Linked DNA regions of Homo sapiens: region 1 is linked to region 2. A link is a loop called in an ENCODE intact Hi-C map of the cell type or tissue named here. Cell type or tissue: PC-9. All regions are shown on one strand. Links, peaks and the distances in the headings refer to the core of each region. The heading gives the core; the rest is flanking DNA.

Evidence for each region. Peaks named below come from ENCODE experiments on the same cell type or tissue, not always from the same donor. Only the 100,000 strongest peaks of a DNase experiment are listed, where the experiment ranks them.
Region 1: it touches region 2 in a loop (10-fold over the local background); 10 of 110 quality-filtered maps call a loop at or near these places.

The regions. Positions count from the first base shown.
Region 1 is chr14:63,303,198-63,314,018 of GRCh38, forward strand. It overlaps GPHB5 (glycoprotein hormone subunit beta 5), which reads right to left. Exons shown (of 3, transcript NM_145171.4): 3 at 9,638-9,919. The coding sequence ends at 9,731. Among named protein-coding and RNA genes, the nearest start is that of GPHB5, 10 kb to the right of the region's middle. In PC-9, for the core only: a CTCF peak has its summit at 5,743 (motif pointing left); no DNase peak of the experiment used is centred there; H3K27me3 peaks cover 327 bases.
Region 2 is chr14:62,157,009-62,167,829 of GRCh38, forward strand. No RefSeq gene overlaps it. Among named protein-coding and RNA genes, the nearest start is that of LINC00644, 22 kb to the left of the region's middle. In PC-9, for the core only: CTCF peaks have their summits at 6,171 and 6,377; a DNase peak (open chromatin) is centred at 6,183; H3K27me3 peaks cover 794 bases.

The DNA.
Region 1 (10,821 bases), core at 1,770-9,769, 1.1 Mb after region 2:
GGTGTGGTGGCGGGCACCTGTAGTCCCAGCTACTTGGGAGGCTGAGACAGGAGAATGGTGTGAACCCGGGAGGCAGAGCTTGCAGTGAGCCGAGATTGCGCCACTGCACTGCAGCCTGGGCGACAGAGCAAGACTCCATTTCAAAAAAAAAAAAAAAAAAAATCTTCACCTAGGTACATTGCCATCAGGTTATCCAAAGTTAAGACGAAGGAAAAAAATGTTAAGAGCTGTGACACAGAAGCACCTATCAGATTAACAGCAGATTTCTCAGCAGAAACCCTACAAGCTAGAAGAGATTGGGGCCCTATCTTCAGCCTCCTCAAACAAAACAATTATCAGCCAAGGATTTTGTATCCAGCGAAACTAAGCATCATATATGAAGCAAAGATACAGTCATTTTCAGACAAATAAATGCTGAGAGAATTCGCCATTACCAAGCCACCACTACAAGAATTGCTATGCTAAAAGGAGCTCTAAATCTTGAAACAAATCCTGGAAACACATCAAAGCAGAACCTCTTTAAAGCATAAACCACACAAGACCTGTAAAGCAAAAATACAAGTTAAAAAGCAAAAACAAAACAAAAAAAAAAAACAAAGTAGACAGGCAACAAAGAGCATGATGAATGCAACAGTACCTCACATTTCAATACTAACATCGAATGTAAATGGCCTAAATGCTCCATTTAAAAGATATGGAACCACAGAATGGATAAGAACTCACCAACCATCTACTGCCTTCAGGAGACTCACCTAGCACATAAGGACTCACATAAACTTAAAGTAAAGGGGAGGAAAAAGGCATTTCATGAAAATGGACACCAAAAGTGAGCAGGAGTAGCAATTCTTATATCAGAAAAACAAACTTTAAAGCCACAGCAGTTAAAAGAGACAAAGAGGGACATTATATAATGGTAAAAGGCCTTGTCCAACAGGAAAATATCACAATTCTAAACATATATGCACCTAACACTGGAGCTCCCAAATTTATAAGACAATTACTAATGAACTTAAGAAATGAGATAGACAGCAACACAATAATAGTGGGGACTTCAGTACTCTACTAACAGCACTAGACAGGTCATCAAGACAGAAAGTTAACAAAGAAACAATAGATTTAAACTATACCTTGGAACAAATGGACTTCACAGATATATACAGAACATTACCATCCAATAACCACAGAATACGCATTCTATTCAACAGTGCATGGAACTTTCTCCAAGATCGACCATATGATAGGCCATAAAACAAGCCTCAATAAATTTAAGAAAATTGAAATTATATCAAGCACTCTCCCAGACCACAGTGGAATAAAACTGGAAATCAACTCCAAAAGGAAGCTTCAAAACCATGAAAATACATGGAAATTAAATAACCTTCTCCTGAATGAGCGTTGGGTCAAAAACGAAATCAACATTGAAATTTAAAAATTCTTCAAACTGAACGACAATAATGACACAACCTATCAAAACCTCTGGGATACAGCAAAGGCAGTGCTAAGAGGAAAGTTCATAGCCCTAAACGCCTTCATCACAAAGACTGAAACAGCACAAACTGACATTCTAAGGTCACACCTCAAGGAACTAGAGAAACAAGAACAAACCAAACTCAAACCCCGCAGAAGAAAGGAAATAACCAAGGCCAGAGCAGAACTAAATGAAATTGAAACAAAAATAAATACAAAAGATAAATGAAACAAAAAGCAGGTTCTTTGAAAAGATAAATAAAATTGATAGACCATTAGCAAGATTAACCAAGAAGGAAGAGAAAAAATCCAAATAACCTCACTAAGAAACAAAACAGGAGATATTACAACTGACACCACTGAAATACAAAAGATCATTCAAGGCTACTATGAACACCTTTACTCACATAAACTAGAAAACCTAGAAGAGATGGATAAATTCCTGGAAAAATACAACCCTCCTAGGTAAATCACCAAAGAATTAGATACCCTGAACAGACCAACAACAAGCAGCAAGACTGAAATAAATGGTAATCTAAAAATTACCAACAAAAAAAGTACAGGACCAAATGGATTCACAGCAGAATTCTACCAGACATTCAAAAAATTGGTACCAATCCTTTTGACGGTATTCCACAAGATAGAGAAAGAAGGAACCCTCCATAATTCATTCAATGAAGCCAACATCACCCTAATACCAAAACCAAGAAAGGACCTAACCAAAAAACTAAACTACAGACCGATATCCTTGATGAATGTAGATGCTAAGATCCTTAACAAAATACTTGCTAACTGAATCCAACAAAAAGATTATCAAAAAGGTAATCCACAATGATCAAGTGGGTTTCATACGAGGGATGGTTTAATATACACAAGTCAATAAATGTGATACACCACATAAACAGAATTAAAAACAAAAATCACATGATCATCTCAATAGATGCAGAAAAAGCATTCAGCAAAATTCAGAATCACTTTACGATTAAAACTCTCAGCAAAATCAGCATAAAAGGGACATGCCTTAATGTAATAAAAGCCATCTATGACAAACTCACAGCCAACATAATACTGAATGGGGAAAAGTTGAAAGCATTCCCTCTGAGAACTGGAAAAAGACAAGGACGCCCACTCTCACCACTCCTCTTCAACACAGCACTGGAAGTCCTAGCCAGAGCAATCAGACAAGAGAAAAAATAAAGGGCATCCAAATCGGTAAAGAGGAAGTCAAACTGTCACTGTTTGCTGACGATATGATTGTTTACCTTGAAAACCCTAAGTCCTCCTCCAGAAAGTTCCTAGAACTGATAAAAAAAATTCAGCAAAGTTTCCAGATACAAGATTAATGTACACTAGTCAGTAGCTCTTCTATACACCAACAGCGACCAAGTGGAGAATCAAATAAAAAACTCAACCCCTTTTACAATAGCTGCAAAAGAAAGAAAAAAAAAAGGAAACTTAGGAATATACCTAACAAAGGATTCGAAAGACCTCTACAAGGAAAACTACAAAACACTGCTGAAAGAAATCATAGATGACACAAAAAAATGGAAACACATCCCATGCTCATGGATGGGTAGACTCAATAGTGTGAAAATGACCATACTGCCAAAAGCAATCTACAAATTCAATGCAATCCCCATCAAAATACCACCATCACTCTTCACAGAATTAGAAAAAACCATTCTAAAATTCATATGGAACCAAAACAGAGCCCGCATAGCCAAAGCAAGACTAAGCAAAAAGAACAAATCTGGAGGTGTCTGATCTCAACTATCTCACCTAGGTACATTGTCATCAGGTTATCCAAAGTTAAGACGGAGGAAAAAAATCTTAAGAGCTGTGAGACAGAAGCAACTATCTGATCTCAAACTCTACTGTAAGGCCATAGTCACCAAAACAGCGTGGTACTGGTGCAAAAATAGGCACAAAGACCAAGAGGACAGAATAGAGAACCCAGAAATAAACCCAAATACTTACAGCCAACTGACCTTCAACAAAGCAAACAAAAACATAAAGTGGAGAAAGGACACCCTTTTCAACAAATGGTGCTGGGATAATTGGCTAGTCAAATGTAGGAGAATGAGACTGGATCCTCATCTCACACAAAAATCAACTCAAGATGGATTAAGGACTTAAACCTAAGACCTGAAACTATAAAAATTCTACAAGATAACACTGGAAAATCCCATCTAGACATTGGTTTAGGCAAGGATTTCATGACCAAGAACCCAAAAGCAAATGCAATAAAAACAAAGATAAATAGCTGGGACCTAATTAAACTAAAGTGCTTTTCCACAGCAAAAGGAACAGTCAGCAGATTAGGCAGACAACCCACAGAATAGGAGAAAATCTTCACAATCTATACATCTGACAAAGGACTAATCCAGAATCTACAGCGAACTCAAACAAATTAGTAAGAAAAAACAAACAATCCCATCAAAAAGTGGACTAAGGACATGAATAGACAATTCTCAAAAGAAGATATACAATATACAAATGGCCAACAAACATATGAAAAAATGCACAACATGACTAATGATCAGGGAAATGCAAATCAAAACCACAATGTGATACCATCTCACTCCTGCAAGAATGGCCATAATCAAAAAATCAAAAAAACAGTAGATATTGGTGTGGATACAGTGAACAGGGAACACTTCTACACTGCTGGTGGGAATGTAAACTAGTACAGCCTCTATGGAAAACAGTGTGGAGATTATTTAAAGATCTAAAAGTACAACTACCATTGGATCCAGCAATCCTACTGCTGGGTATTTACCCAGAGGAAAAGAAGTCATTATTCAAAAAAGATACTTGCACACGCATTTTTATGGTGGCCCAATTCACAATTGCAAAATCGTGGAACTAACCCAAATGCTCATCAACCAAACAGTGGATAAAGAAGCTGTGATATATATATATATACATATACATATATATATATATACCACATATGTATATATATATGTATATGTATATATGTATATATACATATATATATATACAATGGAATATTACACAGCCATAAAAAGAAATGAATTAACAGCATTTGCAGTGACCTAGATGAGATTGGAGACTATTATTCTAAGTGAAGTAACTCACGAATGGAAAACCAAACATTGTATGTTCTCACTGAAATGTGGGAGCTAAGCTATGAGGATGCAAAAGCAAAAGAATGATGCAATAGACTTTGGGGTCTTTGGGGGAAGAGTGGGAGGGGAGTGAGGGATAGAAGACTACCAATAGGGTGCAGTGTATACTGCTCAGGTGATAGGTGCACCAAAATCTCACAAATCACCACTAAAGAACTTACTCATGTAACCAAATACCACCTGTACCCCAACAACGTATGTTAAAAATAAAAAATAAACACATTTCCAAGAGTAAGGAGTTGCTGAGAGTTAGTTTATGCACCAGAGTCAATTCCCCTGCACCACTCCTCACATGCCTAGGAAACAAGTTTAGAACATACATCCCTCAGTTCCGCAACAGTCTCTTTGAATTTCCCTTCAAGGCTCTGCTTTTTCTCCCTCAGTCTCCTCCATGGTAAGCTTTCATTTAAGCTACAGCAAAACATTATCTTCCTAGAGGTTATACAGCAAACCAGAGAAAACTTCCACTCTCCATAAAACAGCCCAACCTTGCACGGAGCCACCTCCAGGAAAGATGGCAGAAATGCTAATCAATGGTAAGAGATAGTCTGACGATAAACTTAAAGACTTCTCCAAGCAGGAATAACTTGTAAGAAGCATTCCAAAAAGGCACTGTGCTCTAGTGGAAAACGTTTGGTTCTGATTCAAAGAAACCTAGCATGTGCTACTTATTAGCTCTGTGAACTTGGGCAAGTTATTTGACCTCTCTGAGCTTCTATTTCATCATCTGTAAAATGCTAATGGTAAAATGACAATGACAATGCTTACTAGCATAGTTAATACAATAACTAAGAAGTATTAATATAAAGGATTCTGCTTATAGTAAGAGATTCATAAATAGTAACAATACATATTTTTTTATTTTCCAAACACAGTACCTTGCACAAAATTTAAGTTAATAAATATTTGTGGAAAGAAGGAAGGGAGAAAGAAAAAGGGAGACGAAAAAGATTCCAGTTTAGCACAGTATAAATCCTGATAGAGGCTTTCCTCTTTTTCACTAATAAATTCTCTGATTATAACATAGATCTATTGAGGAAATTGTTTGAATACCATGGACTATTAGCACACAGATCCCGCAGATCAGAGCCCTCTGGTGGCCATTGCAGCTTTGCTACCTGTTAGAACAATTTTGCCCACCTTGTCTCTCACAGCTGCATGTCGCCACCTGGTCCCTGTTGTCCTAGATCCCTGTCTCCTACGCTGACACCAGAAGCCCAGTGCCACAGCAGCTTCCCCTGGCATCAACCTCAGCCTAGAAAGGACAGTGACGATCAAGCTTTTCTGAGACGCACCCCTCACTAGTCATTCTTTGTTGGTTTGTAAAAGAAATGGCCACTAAACCCTCCAGATGAACACAGCCAACTGGCGAGTTCTCTGGTCTTATGTAATAAATCCATTCTGGCAGGCCCACCTCTCTGTGCCTTTTGTTCCTCAGTACTCTGCCAGGACAGTTCTGGTATCTTCTTTTCATTAATGCAAGCCACCATTTTCCTCACTCTTGAAGGACACTTCCCAACAGCACACTGGGACCAGATCCAGGTGTCCTTTTGATTACATTACATTCTGATAATGCCTGCATATGGATGAAATCTTCTTATCCAGTCTTATATTCTGGCACCCCACCCCCCATATCCCTGTCTGAACCCCCCGAGATCCATTGCTAAGCACACTCCACCAATTCCTCCTGGAAACTGTCAAATCCTGAAGCTCCTTCAGGGGAGACACTTGTTCCTCCCACCACAGAGCAAGTCCTTTCCCAGCCAGATCATCCTGAGACTTGACTATAATGAACCATCTAGAATAATACGGGATTGTGGGCAGTATTTGAGGAAGGCAAGTATCATCATGTAAAGCATCCTCCTCAGCTTGGTCTCCAGGCAAGGGGAGTCTGCTCTCCACTAGCAAGGAGGGGCCAGGAGGTTCCTCTGCAGGGAAACCTCAAGTCCATCATCCACCTAACTGTTCCCATTCCAGGTCTCTATGTCTCACTTTTTCCCTATTAGGACCTGGACTTAAGTATAGGAGACTTGCCAGAGTGGTAAATTCAGCCCTTTTATTAATTCAGCTGCTTTCTCAATTAGATATTAGGCCTAATTTTCAGCACAGTCTGTCCTTCAGCTGCATTCGAAGACAATCTCTTCAAATCAGCTTTCATATCATGCCTGAGGGCTTTTATTGCACTTAACGACCAACTAATCCCACTGTCCTTATAATTACCATGGTCTTCAATATCTCCCAAATGTTACTGTATTAGCCAGTGCATGCCTTCCCATGTGTATTCCAGATCAATTCACTACAAGGCAGTCAGTACGTGAACTGCACATTTTGGTCAATGGCAGACGGCACATATGATGGTGGTCCCATAAGATTATGTTTTTTCTGTACTTGTTCTATGTTTAGATACACAAATACTTGTATTTTTTGTTTTACAGTTGCCTACAGCATTCAGTATAGTAATCTGCTGTACAGATTCGTAGCCTAGCAGCGATAAGCTATACTACATAGCTTAGCTATGTAGTAGGCTATACTGTCTAGGTTTGTGTAATTACACTATGATGTTCTCACAATGACAAAATTACCTAATGATGCATTTCTCATAACGTACCCTCGTTAAGTGACCCATGACTGTAATTGTGATGCTACAGCATGCTACGTCCTGCATTAAAGCTGAGCTTCCCAAAAGACAGCTAAGCCAGAGTTTATTCATTTGGCCCCTTAAATCCACTCTCTACCTTTCTTCAACTTGCTGCCTAGAAGGCCAACATTTATGGACTGAATCAATGGGTTTTCTCACTCTCTGCTTTCCCATTTGATTCCCACGTGTTTTTGTTTTTTTTTTTAAGAGATGGGGTCTTGCTCTGTCATTCAGGCTGGCGTGCAGTGGCACAATCACAGCTCACTTGCAGCCTTGACCTCCCAGTCTCAAGGGATCCTCCCACCTCAGCGCCCTGAGTAGTTGGGACTACAGCTGCGCACCACCACACCCAGCTAATTTTTTTTATTTTTTGAAGAGACAGGGTCTCACCGTGTTGCCCAGGCTAGTCTCACACGCCTGGCCTCAAGTAATTCTTCCACCTCGGCTTCCCAAAGTGCTGGGATTACAGGCATAAGCCACCACGCCCAGCTTGATTCCCATTTCATTCAACAGAAGACCAGGGGATGGGAGGAGAGTGAGGATGGGTATCTGCTCCCCCACCTCCCTCCCTACCAGGTCTCAGTTTGGGAAGGGCTGCATCCTCCTACCAAAGGCTGCAGCTCCTGTCAAGGATCTCACTCCTACAGTTCTCTCTGGGGTCTGACAATCACTCCCTCCTCTTGTTCCTTCAGCCTAGGGTTGTCCATTGCCGCTGAACCAGATCTGTTTCAACCCCACTTGTTGGTTTCCTTAATTCTGCCCACACATTTGTAAATCGTCTCTTCTGTATCCCACTACAATAGATCACCGGTTTCCTGCCAGGACCTTTATTCATGCTACGGTCATCTTTTCTCAAATCCTGGCAAGCCCTTTGTGCCTCAGAAAATTCTGAGGAGAGTCTTTAGGGGTGGGTTGAAAACACTTGAGTGGCACCACTCAGGATTCATCCCTAATCATCACCCACTGTTCCAGCAGAGACCCCAAGTACTTGCCTTCTTCTTATGCTAGAGTGACTTCCATTCCTACCAACACATCTGCTAAAGGTTGGGTGGATTTTGCTCCTGCCCTTTGTTCCCAGATGTTCACCCCGCAACCCAGTACTTGACTGTCAATCTCAACATTTGCTTTACTGTGTTTTAGGGGGACTCCTTGAGTTCTTATTCAAGAAGGACTCCTGGCTCCCAGGGGTATGTCTGGGCAGTTTGTGCCACCGTTGGGACTCATGCTACCCAGAGTCATCTGTCTGTGTCCCTTACTAAACATGACATGCCACATAAATGCTTAAGTAAAAATAACCTTGTAGTGTATTTGAGGTGTGCTTCTCACTGTTACTCCAAGTATACTAAGAATTAAAAAGACTTTCTTGAATGTTGTCATGAATCCAAAAGACAGAGGACATGCTTTATTGGCATTAATATAGGTTTTCTTGGCACATTATGAAAAAGGAACAAGGTTAAATTCAACCCCAAAAATGCCAGAATTAAAGACATTTGCATAACATTAGAGTTTTGGAGGTTTTTTCCAGCCACAGAATTAGCTACTGTAAGATTTTAGAGAGGCAGGAGCTAGAAAATCACAGGCTTTTTCCTCTGAGCCAGCCATGCAGTTTTACCCCTAAACGCATATAAAATTTCTGAGTTTAGTAAGTTACAACTTAAATTGAAAATATGATAAATGGGGAAGAATACTTGTGATTGGCCATTTTGCCATAGCTTTGGGAGAACATCATACTCTAAAACATGAGTTTAGTTTAATAAGTTTTTAAGGCTAAATGAGATAGCTATTAGTTACATATTTTATTTCTGTTTTTTTTTCTTTTAATCCCAACGTAGCCTCTTTATTAAGACTCTTAAGGGAGCTAGCGAATTTTGCTAGGGAAAAGAATTATCCAAATCCAAACATCTTTTCATTGAAGCTACTCTCTTTGTATATCTGAGCAGTCTTATTTCTTGTGTAGATAATTGCTCAGTTAAAAGGGGAAGGGAGCATTTTCCCTAAAGAAGCTTGCAGCTGGAATTCCTCTGGGGTAAGGAAGACTAGTACATGGGTTTTGTTCATTTCTAGCCCTTTAATCATAAATCCGGTTGGAGATCAGAGGTTAAATAGAACATGAGAATTTAAAGACTTTCCAGCCCCATATCCTAATTACATCCCATGTGTTTAAATCATTAGCATATTATAAGTCCAAATTGGGGGAGGATTGTGATACACAAATTATGTTCCAAGACTCAAGGCAAAGAAAAATTAATTTGCAGGTATGTGAGCTGGAGAAATTATTTTGGTGAAGGCACGAATATTGTTTTGAACTTTTAGCATAAGTAGGCTGCATTTGGGCCTTTTGCCTGAGCTGGACCTAAGGGGCGACAGGTAACCTCCTCCATGGGTGTGGTCGAAATTAAACAGTCTTGCATCCAGGAAGTATAACTGCATGTGCTGCTCACACAGGTGGGTCTGCAGAGAGCAGCTAGCGGCCTCAGATGGTCTCACACTCCGTGGTGGCAGTGGAGCAGGCTCCGCAGTCACAGCGGATGGCCACGGGATAGGTGTAGAAGGGGTCGACTCCCGGGGCACAGTTGGGCAGCTTGACAGTCACCTGTTTGGTCTCGTTGTAGGTACAGACTCGATGATGGGCTTCAATATAGGGGGGTTCCAGAATGGGTTTCTGTCCCCATAGATAGAAAACAGAGAATTCATTAGAACATATGATCTTGTTTCAGTTTTTTAGTATCATTTATCACTATCAGAAATTAACTTGTTATTCGTTGATTTACTTGTTGCTCTGTCGTCTCCCAGTAGAAAACAAACTCCTGAAAGCAAGAAGCTGATTTCACTCAAGACCATATTCTAAGCTCCCAGGAGAGACCATAGCACACAGCAAGTGCTCCATGCATAGTCAGCAAATGAATCATCTTAGTCATTGCAAATACCTTCTAACTGGTCTCCCCTCTTCCATTTTTACTCCCTACAATCTATTTGCAACACAGCGGCCCTGAGTGATCCTGTTTAAACCTAAGTCAGATCATGTCACTCCTCTGCCCAAAGCCCCAGTGATTTCCCATCTCACTCAGAACAAACATCAAAGACCTTATGATCACCTTCAAGACCTACATCACCTTCTCTGCAACTCTACCTTCTGAAATGCCTGCAACCATTCCCACCTCACTGACTTCCTCACTAGGCTCACGGCGGTCTCCTTATTGCTCCTCTGACCCACCAGGAACAGCCCCAGCTCAGGGCCTTTGCACTTACCGTTCCTTCTGCCTGGAACATTCTTCTCCCGTATGATTCACTCTTTCACCAACCTTGGGTTTTTGTTAGAATGTCACCCTCTCAGGGAAGCATTTCCTGACCATCCTATTTAAAATTGCAACATTCCATCTCCATGCCCAGAAACTTCCCATCCCCCATCTTGCTTTATTTTCCACCACAGCACTGATCAATACCACACGACGTAGTCTACCTTTCATTCGTGTGATATTCCTCCCACTCTAGAAAGTAAGCTCTTTTAGGACAGAGATTTTTGCCCACTGTGCCTCAAGTACCCAAAACAGACCCCGGGAGAGT
Region 2 (10,821 bases), core at 1,537-9,536:
AAACAAAGAGGTGTGGAGCCAATGATCAGTATGTTACCAAAGAGATGAACATGTCCCAGGAAGCCTGGGCTGGGAAGATGGGGACAGAGTCTGGGATGTCAGCACAGAAGGAGCTTTGCATATGTCATAAGTGTAGGCACAGGAGTTGCTCCGTAGTCAGGGAGAGTAGGTGGTAGAATTCAGAGCCCCAGACAAGGGCTTGAAAATAATAAGTGATAGAGAAACTAGTCGTTTGAATTATATATTCTCACTTATAAGTGGGAGCTAAGCTATGAGGATGCAGAGGCATAAGAATAATCTAATGGGCTTTGGGGACTAGGTGGCAGGGAAGCGGGTGGAGGGGCAAGGGATAAAAGACTACATACTGGGGACAGTGTACACTGCTCGGGTGATGGGTGCACCAAAATCTCAGAAATCACCACTAAAGAACATATCCATGTAACAAAAAACCACCTGTACACCCAAAACTATTGAAATAAAAATAAAAATTAAAAACTCAATACAACAATTAAAAAATGAACAAAAACCAATACAGTTAAAAAAAAAAAGAAAAAAGCAAAAGAAACTAGTCATTTAGAGCAGTAGCCGAGGCACACAAAGATTGGTGTTAGGTGTTAGAGCCTATTGTTTCTTCATTGCTCATTGATACATTCATCAGTATAGTCTCAAGGACCCCTGGTTGAAATCTCTGCTCTTCTATTTACTAATCATAAAATGGAAAACTTATTTAGTCACCCTGAGCCTCAGTTTCCTTATGTATAAAATGAGAATGATAGTACTTGCTTCATAGAATTATAAGGATTAAATTGAATATATATATATAATGCAGATGATTAAGTAACATTTATGTAGAACTTAATATTTGCCAGGCATTTTCTAATATATACATACATATCGTGAACTATTATTAAGCTTCTTCCGTGGGGTACATGTGGGTGGAGAGACACTGAAGTAGAAATGCCTTGTAGATAAATGGAAAGATTCTAAACATCCCCAAGGGTGCTGTATTTTGCTGAGTAAAATGCCAGATCTTAGATCTTGTAAATCTTGTCACATTTGAGACCCCAGCCACCATGGTTTCTGGGACCAACTTAATGACTGATTCTACACTCTCTCGGTTTTGTGGTAACTAGCTCTGATTTGTGCGTGAGAAACACACACACACACACACACACACACACACACACACAAACAACACAGCCGATGAGGAATAGGTGAGCACTGGAGATTATTCCTCTCATCATCAGTGCAGATGTCCACAGAAATTCCCTGAGGGTCTTTAAATTCGAGCTTTTGGTCACTGAATTCAGGCAGGCATTTATAAGAGATTTTTAGGCTTTTCCATTATTTTTCCTGTGATTTGTCTTTTAAAATAAGCTTTTATAGTAGACGCCTATGTTATTTTTCCTCCATCAGATGAAAATGATTATCTTTGTGAATTGTACTCTCCACTTGATTATCCCCTTCCCACTTTCCTGGGTGTAGCAGAACATCCTCTGAGGTCACTTAAGGGAATACATCTTTTACTAATGGCTCGTTGTACATGAGGGAACTGGATTGCCTGTCTGTTTGTTTAGTTTTACATTCTGGAACAGTTTTCTTGACAGAAAATAGTCATTTTTTTATGTATGAATCAGATATCAGGGCTATTTACCAAGTGAATCCATTTTTCATATCCCAGAAGAAAGAAAATGTATTTTAAAATAAGGTTATTGTAACTTTTGCTTGTATGTATAATTGATGTAGTTTTGGGTAACACATATCTATAATGCACACTAACAAAAAAGGGAAAAAATGAGGATGTGACATATAAACTACACTTTAAGTACAGCAGTGCATGTGATCACATTGTTAACAGAAATTGTGTCAATATTAACAACTGCTCAGCTCAGTGGTGGGCAGCCCAGCCCAAATCTGGTATAACTGTCTGTTTAGTTTATCAGTCTTGGCTATCAAGTCTCCTGACGTAACAAAACCACCCATGACAGCTGACCACATTGAATATCCAGATAAGGACTCGGGGAAAATTGAGCTGACTACTTTGATCATACCAGAACAGTTAAGATTAATCTCACTGGGAAATGCATGTAATCAATTTCTCATTTGTTCCTATAAATTAAAATGAACATAGTTTGTTTTCCCAGGGTCAAGATGATGGCATACATGCAAATTTGTATCCAGTTCTTTTCACTTAACATTACAACAAAAATTCTCCTGTCATTACTGGCTTTTGAAAAACATCCTTTGGTGTAAATATTTATTCAATTAGAGGGAAAATAATGTTATATTTTTGTTGGAAATTTAAATGATTTTAATTTTTTGGTATTACAGATAGTACTTTTATCAATATCATACATAAAGCCTTTTCAGTTTTCTCATGATAGGTTTATAAAAGTGGAATTTTAAAGTCAAATACATTTATAAGACTCTGGATAGATACTCTCAACTTATTCTTCAAAATGGTTACATTGTAGAATCTGAAAATGCTTACGTCACCACACTCGAGAAACACAATTACTGTCTCTCTCTATGAAAGATGGCATAATTAGTTGGCATTATTAAAGCATCATTGCAGTATGTTGATATGTGCATATGTGTGGCAGGAGTGTGTCTGTCTGTCTGTTCTTCCTGTCTGCTATTTATTCTGAATCTACAGTGGGAGTCTGGTGTACCCAACTTTTAAGTGTGACTGGCTTCGATTTATTTTGTGTCTTTTTTGTTTTCCTTCTTTACCACACAGCCTTCTTCATATTGTCCCTCTCATTAAGAATGACTGGGTTGTTCAGGGGATTGGCAACATTTTCTTTTCCATCTGAAAGTCAGGAAAGTGCATAATAATCACGTCCTAAGAGCAATACGGATAAAACCATTGCAGGCAGTGCACAATGTGTGGCAATAGCCAGGGTTCTCTGGTGAACTCTTTTAATATGTGTTCTAAGTTGATAGGACATTTCTTTAGGAAAACTTTTTTTAGTGGCTGAATCCTATGCTGTACTGGGCTTTACCTATCAATCTACACATTTTCAGTTGTTAGTGTCAGAAACACAACCCAAATAGGGAAAATATTGGCTCAAGGGACATAGAAGTTCTAGAATTATAGCTACTTTAAATGAAATGAATGGAGGCTTGGACCATCCCTTGGGTGCCAGTTTTCCTCTCTGCCAGCCTCCCTGGTTCTGCTCCTGCCTCTACTGTCTGCCCTCTTGCAATGGGGTTCCAACTGCACATTTTCTGTCTGTCTAGTGGGAAAAGAAAGATTCCTAATCTCTGATAGCTCAAACTGAGGGTTGGGAATTGTGTCCTTATTAGGTCTGATTGGCTTTCCTTGGGTCATAAACCCAACCCAGAACCGATTCCTAAACACAGATGAGCAAAACGAACTGACTGGCTTAGCTTTGGGTGTTGTGTCCTACCCTTGGACTTGGACTGTAAGTGCAGTGGAAGGGATCCCAGACAAAAATCAGGGGTTGTTGCAGAAGTGCATACTTGGAAACCATGTGTATTATAACTCTTATCGTTCTGCATTCTAAAGGCAAGTTTCCCCCAATAAACTATAAACCCCAGGATCACAGAGACAATGTTTGTTTCGTTCTTCAATGCCAAGCTACAAGCCTTGCTCTTAGTAAGCACTCAATACGTATTTGTTGAATAAATGAATAGGAGCAGCTGATTAGCATGTCTCAATTTAATATCCTGGTATTTTTGGTAACTATGAAATTGTGGCAGTGGTAGATGCTGTGATACTTAAAAATAGTCTTTACAAATTATTAAAATTTTAAAAATTTGTAAAAAGGCCTCCCTCCTGTTGCCATGTAAAAAGTTGGTAACTTCATGGTAACTTGATCTGTGTTGCAGTTTATAATTGCAGCCTTCACTCCCTTAGCAGTGTTTGTACTCAGGAAGCTCATCGTCAGTGACTTCTATCTTCTTCTCAGCTCTAGTAGTATACAACATCTAATCATGGTCAATTAATACTTGATGGCTTCCTTCAGGACTCTAGATGCTGAAATTACTGCTCAGAGCTGAGAGTGGCTTTCCCAACATGCAACATCCATAGACAAAGCAAATGTTAAGATCCCCGACAGGCTATATTGCAAGAATGGGAAATTGAACAATTCCATGGCCGGTAAAAAGAAGACTGGCAACCTTTATAATACAAAAGGGAATATGGAATGTGACTAAGTGTGGTGTTAAACATTAAAATGACACCATCAAGAAGGACAGAAAGCACCAATGATAAGAATAAAGGGGAACAAAAATTTGGGCAAAATTTGGAACAAAATAAAGGGGAACAAAATTTTTTTTTCTTCCCCCTCTCCTCTAGTGTTTGAGGCCTGATGTGATCCAGTCAATTCCTTTATCCACCTGGGTTGTCTTATTGACCTCTTTGATGTTTTCCCTGCTGGCACTGAGGATGTTGCTGTAGTGCTGGAAAGGGCTTACTTTCGTTAACCAGTTCCCTCCCAGTTAGAACGGCTGTCCTACCTACACGTTAAGTTCATGTCCCAGGAATTGCCGAGCACTAAACTTTCATTTGTATGCTGACTGATCAATATGTCTGACGTGAATATAAGAGAGAATGAAAATCTCCATTCCAGGTATTCAGTGGAATACAATGGTGGACAAGTTTTCAAAAAATTGGGGAGGAAAGATTTCCTTTGGACTTGGAAGGGGAGTAGAGGTCTATGCAGCCCAGAAAAGAGCAGGCAGGTATACAGTGCTTAGACGGTTGTGGGAGGCAGGACAGCAGCTTTTGGGAGCTTTGGCTATATAAAATATTTCCATTCCCTGAAACAGCTAGATCTGAAGAGGGTAAACCAAGCTGAAACAGGGCTCTTCTTTCCTAAACCAGAGGAGGCCTCCCTGCCTGTTGCCACTACCTAAGGTCCTGGGACTGCTTTGCCACAGCTGTGTGAGTATGTGTGTGTATGTATGTGTATGTGTGCATGTGTGTGCGTGTGTGTGTGCATGTGTGCACATGTGTGTGTGCCCCCACTGATGACTGAGATTGAATTCTCCCCACTGTGGTATTATTTTGGGTGCAGGTGAGTGCTTAGAGCTGCAGTGGAGTGGTTTGTCTTTATAAACTCTTTGTTATATTACTGTGTTTATTTCTGTTAGAAAAACACAATTCAATAATAACATGATGTTTATGGTGGAAAACCTAAAAAATATAGGGTAGAAAAAAGAAGAATATAGAAATGACTTTTTTTTTTTTTGAGATGGAGTTTCGCTCTTGTTGCCCAGGCTGGAGTACAAGGGCGCGATCTCAGCTCACTGCAACCTCCGCCTCCTGGGTTCAAGTGATTCTCCTGCCTCAGCCTCCCGAGTAGCTGGGATTACAGGCATGCACCACCACACCCGGCTAATTTTGTATTTTTAGTAGAGATAGGGTTTCTCCATGTTGGTCAGGCTGGTCTTGAACTCCCAACCTCAGGTGATCAGCCCGCCTCAGCCTCCCAAAGTGGCAGAAGTACAGGCGTGAGCCACCGCGCCCGGCCTAGAAATGACTTTTAATCCACCACTCAATCACTATCTGTATTTTGATATATATATTTCCCCTCCTCTTTCTCTTCTTTTTCTCTTTCCCTTCCTAAAGCAAAATGATAGTGGACATACTGGCCTTTTTTTTTTTTTTTTTTTTTGTAAAACCTGGCTTTTACACACACACACTCACACATGCACACACACACAATCACTTTATATATTTGTGGTGACAACTTTCTAAGTCATTAAATATTCTTCTACAATACTATTTTTGGTGATTATAAAATGTTACACAATCCATTCAACAAGTTCTCCATTGTTGAACATGATTATTAGTTCAGATTTTTGCCGTTACAAATATCTCTCTGATAAGAAATGTATAAATCTGTTTGTGCATCCATTAATTAATTTTGAATACATCCATCATTTCACAAACTTTAGAATTTACAGGTCTGTAATGTCTCATGCTTTCTAGTGGTTTGTTGATTCCAGTTTGGGAATAAATTTCATTGAATACATTCCTGAAAGGGGGCATTGCCAGCTCAAAAGGGACCCAAAATGGTAAAGTTTTCCACATTACTCCAGAGAACCACTTTCCAACGTGCAATTGTGTGATTCTAGGATTCTGTGGTCAGGTTCTCTTTCTGGGTGACTTGCTGCAGCACAAGCCATTCTACTCTAGATGGCGATGTTTCATTAGTTTAAAAGCCTGCTCTGCCGTGGAACAGATGCATAACAATCGTTTTCCCAATTACCTGTGGATCTACTAAAACTTAGAAGAGAGACAACAATGGGGATACAGTAGTCACATAACTTTCGTCTAAAAGGCATTATTTATTCAAGGCCAAGAATCAACGAGTCCTACCCTGGCGTTCGCCCTTTGTGACATTAATCTTAGGAAAGTGGTAACTATTTACAAGGGTGCAGGATGTTGCAGATCTTGAAGCTTGAAAAGATGAAAATAAACCCCCATAGATGAAGTTCTTGTCTTGTCCCTTACCCTTGCACACTTACTCTCAATTTCTCAGGTCAACCTGGCAGGGGGATACCCTCACTTTCCCTCCTCATCCCATGACTCTCCAGTGGATTTTCTATCCCTGGGTTCTTTCTGATTTGTGGGCATGGGAATATTCACTGTTCTGAGGACAGGTCTGGTGGTGTGTCCTGCAAACCTCTCACTCACCTCTCTTCCTGTACCCAGTCTCTCTCCTGCATAAACGGAACAGGATTTGAATCTGAACACAAAAGCTTCTGGATGAGTGGCCACCCTTCAGGCAGCCCAAAGCCTCCTTATAGCACTGAAGAAACACTTTTGAGAGACATAGGTAGGAATCTTGTCACTCTTTTGGGCTGATCACTATGAGAAAATTCTACAGAGACTTTGTTCACCTGGCAAACTACTGTGCATCTTTTAAGACTCAATTCAACTCACATGTCTCATCTTCTGCAGAGCACCTCTAAGTCCAGAGACAGTAGGTTTTTCCTTTGTGCTCTCAAACACATTCATTCATTCTTTTTTCAAAATTATTTATTGAGTGCTAACTATAGTTGGGGTATACTACAAGCAAGACAGACAGGGCTGCTGCTTTTTCATAGTTCAGAACCAAATGAAATGCCATTTAATTACCAAAAATATTTTTGACAAGAATCATGAAGAACAAGTACAGGTGTTTTAAATCCTTGTGGAATTTAAATACCTACAGAATTTAAAACAACGCAGGTTGGGAAGCCAAGAATGACCAGAAGTTAATGAGGTGACGGCAGAAGGGCAAGAGAGTCGGGCAGGAAGGAAAGCCATGCACACAGGGCCCCAGGAGGGAGGAATTGAGTACATGTGAGAAACAGGGTGGGCCCAGGACAGTCAGTGCCTAATGGAGAGAGGCATGAGATGAGGCTAGAGATAATCTCCCACAGCCTATAGGCTGTACTGTGGACTTTGCATTTATCTAAGAGCATTTGGGAAACTATGCAGAGGTTTAAAATAAGAACGTGATGGGATCCAATTTGAGTTAGATAAGCTCACTCTGGCAGATATGTGGAGAACAGTTCAGTGTACAGATGCTGGGAGACTAGTTGGGAAGCTATGCCACCTTCCAGGCATAAGGTTTTAGTGCTGGTGGAGATAAAAGGGATGGATTTGAGACATAAGTAGGAGGTAGAGGAGCCATGAGGTAGTAACTAGTTATATGAAGAGTGAAGGAGAGGGAATAATCAAGGATGGCACCCAAGTCTGTGGCCTCAGTAAGTAATTGAGTTTATTAAGACCATGGGCAACTGGAAGAGAAGCAGATATGGGTACAATTTCATGATGTCAGTTTTGGACAAGTAGCATGGAAAAGCCTGAGAAATATCCAAGTAGTATTGTCAAATATATAGATTTGGGGTCTGGAAGAAAGTCAGGTGGGAAAGTTGTCCTTAAAGTGTGATCCCTAGAGCAGCAGTGTCACCTGGGAACTTATTAGAAATGCACGTTTCTGATTCACTGGAATCAGAAGTGGGAGCACAGCCCAGCAATCTGAGTGTTAACAAGTTCCCCAGATGATTCTGATTCATGCTAAAGTTTGAGAACTACTAGCATATATCTCCAACATTTAGAAGCTGTGTAGAGGAGGATGCATAATCAAAGAATCCCAAGCAATGATGAGAGGTGTAGGAGGAAAGCTGAGGAAGTATAGAGTCACAGAAACCTAACGAGAGAGAGGTCAACTGTGTGGAGGGCTGCTGTGAGGTCAAATAAAATGAAGACTGACATGGGTCCACTGGCTTAACAGTTGGTGGTCATAGCTTCAGCAATTATGGGGGAACCGTGGGGCGAGCAGCCTGTTGAGTGTGCGTTAAGGAAGGAGAGGAAGATGGAGAAATGGGGTGCTACATTTCTCTTTGATAAACCTGTCTTAGAACAGGAAATGAAAGGTGGGTGGTAATTTGACAGAAAATGTGAAGTTGGACATTTTTTATAAAGAATGTATGCTTTCTAAGCAAATGTATAGAAAAGTGCACAAATCACAATTATGAGGCTCAACTTAGACAAGTTGGTGACCAAACTCAATCACAAAAATGGAGAGTGACAGGAGATGGTGTCCTTTGCCTGGAGCACAGCCCTCCTCTGCGTACAGCTACACCATTCCAAGCCTGCTGTCTACAGAATGTTGGAGAACACGGACAGGTGCATTAGATGACTCTTCTGCCTGTAGGATCCACTCAGCACCTGGTAATGCTGGCTGGTATTCACCTGAGCCCTTCACCTGAAACGTATCTATCTTTCCCCCGAGGAAGCATGTGAGACTCAGGATGGGAACCCTACATTTACCTCCAGGGTTAGATCCTAATCAGTTAAATTAATCATGGTAATATCATCTTCCTTGCCAACGATTGGCTCAGTGCCCAGGCCTTAGCCAATCAGGGCAATTTTCACTGGTACAGGCGTGGACAAGCAAAGTAAGTTGAACCAATTAGAATGAAGGATAATGCTTTTACTCCGTGATTTGGGTGAAAGACATTCACTACACCAGAGGAGACAAAGGAAGCACGTTGCTGTTATTGCTGTTCATGGCCTTCTTCCAACAGTAAGGGAAGCTAGTTTGAAGATAAACTGTACAAAGGAAAGTAAAACAAGAGAAGTGCAGCGAAATGGTGCCGGAGCCGTGATGCAGCTACAACCTAGAGTTCTCACAATCTCTTAATTTCCTGCTGTCGGCGATAAATGTGATCATTTTGGCCGATTTGGTTCAGTTTTTCTGTTCCGTGAAGCTGAAAGCATCCTGACACAGGTAGGTATCACTGTTTTCTCGAGTACATAGATGAGTAAAGTAAGACTTAATAGAGGTGAAGTCACTCACCAGCTGTACATTTGAACCCAGAACTTCTGATTTCTAAGCCCACAATCTTATCTGTTAGCCTTATGCCTCCAGCTAAGGCTGTGTGCCCTCTCTCTCATTCCTTAGAAAGATTTATTTCTCAGAAGGCTGCTTGCATCTCCATACAAGTAAACTTCTACTGGTCTGTGTTTATCAGGGACACAGCAGAAAACAGATGGCGTACTTGGGTAGGGTAATTAAAGAACACTTAATAAGGAGTCTTCTACAAAACTGTGGGCAGAGTTAAGGGAAACCAAAAAAGGCCAATGAAACTCTCCAGGGTTCACAATAGACAAGGTTCATTCCTACTCTTAAATCCAAAAGAGCAAAACAAGAGTGAGGAAGTGGGGGACAATTCAGGGAAACTGCAGAGAGCTATACCTCTGAACCTGGGAGAGGGTCACTTTTTAAAGTCAAGGTTTTCAGTGGAGCATTGCAGTCATGGCCCAACCTGTGAGAAGACAGTAAGGGAGCCTGGGCCATATGTATTTTGATCGCTTTATTCTCTCACCCTTCAGTCTCCTGTTGGTCTCCCTTGAGAAGCCAGTGGGCAAAGGGCTTGGATGATGGAGTCCATAGAGAAGGGAACAGAGCAGGAAGAAGAGTGGAGAATAGATATGGAAGATATCCAGCACAAAGGACCTCTCATTTCCACCAGTTTCCCTGACTTGCTCAATGTTGCAGATTGGTTAACCTGGGAAGTGGACTCTGAAAATGAGATTAGCTTGCAGAATATTTTATATGAAATGTCTTTGCTGTCAACCCCCATGAAAGGAAGGGAAGGAAGTAGGATTGGGCAGAGAGGATGAGATGCAACACGGTCCTCAAAAAGCTCTCAGCCAATCTCATGGGAAGCTCTTGGCCTGGGGTGGCCTTTCAGGGTTCTCCGGAGTTGGGGTGTAGGAATTTTATAGGCCTCAGTTGATCAATCATTGGATGTAGACTGTTTGCGTATTCAGGTATCATTGTCAACTCAGACTCTGTCAACAGTCCTTAACATGTTTCAATTTCCCTTTTTCAACTCCACGGTTTCCTAATCAATTGTATAGGTCTCTTTAAAAAGAGACTGGAGGAATCATTCCCAGCATGCTTGCCATGGTATTGCTGGGTTCTTCCTCCTGGAAACCTGACTTCTTTTTCCATCCATGGGTTCTGATTCTGAAACCTAGCTTAGGTCTAGAAGCTGAGAAAGGGATTGTGACTTTGCATTGAGATGGCAGCTTTCAGACTCCTGATTAACCACCTTGGATTTCTTTTGATTGTATAGCTTAAGTGCCCTTATTGCTTGCCCATCTACTTTGCCTCTAGCAAAGCTGTTTTCTATTAACCATCTCTATGGGTCATGCTCCCTTTTGCTGACACTCATTCCAATGCTTTCATCCATCCAGTCTCCTGGTTAAGTCCTGATACATGGCCTTGCTTGTTTCAAGGACCTAAATTTCCCACTGTCAGTAGTGAGCTCATTTCTACATCTGCC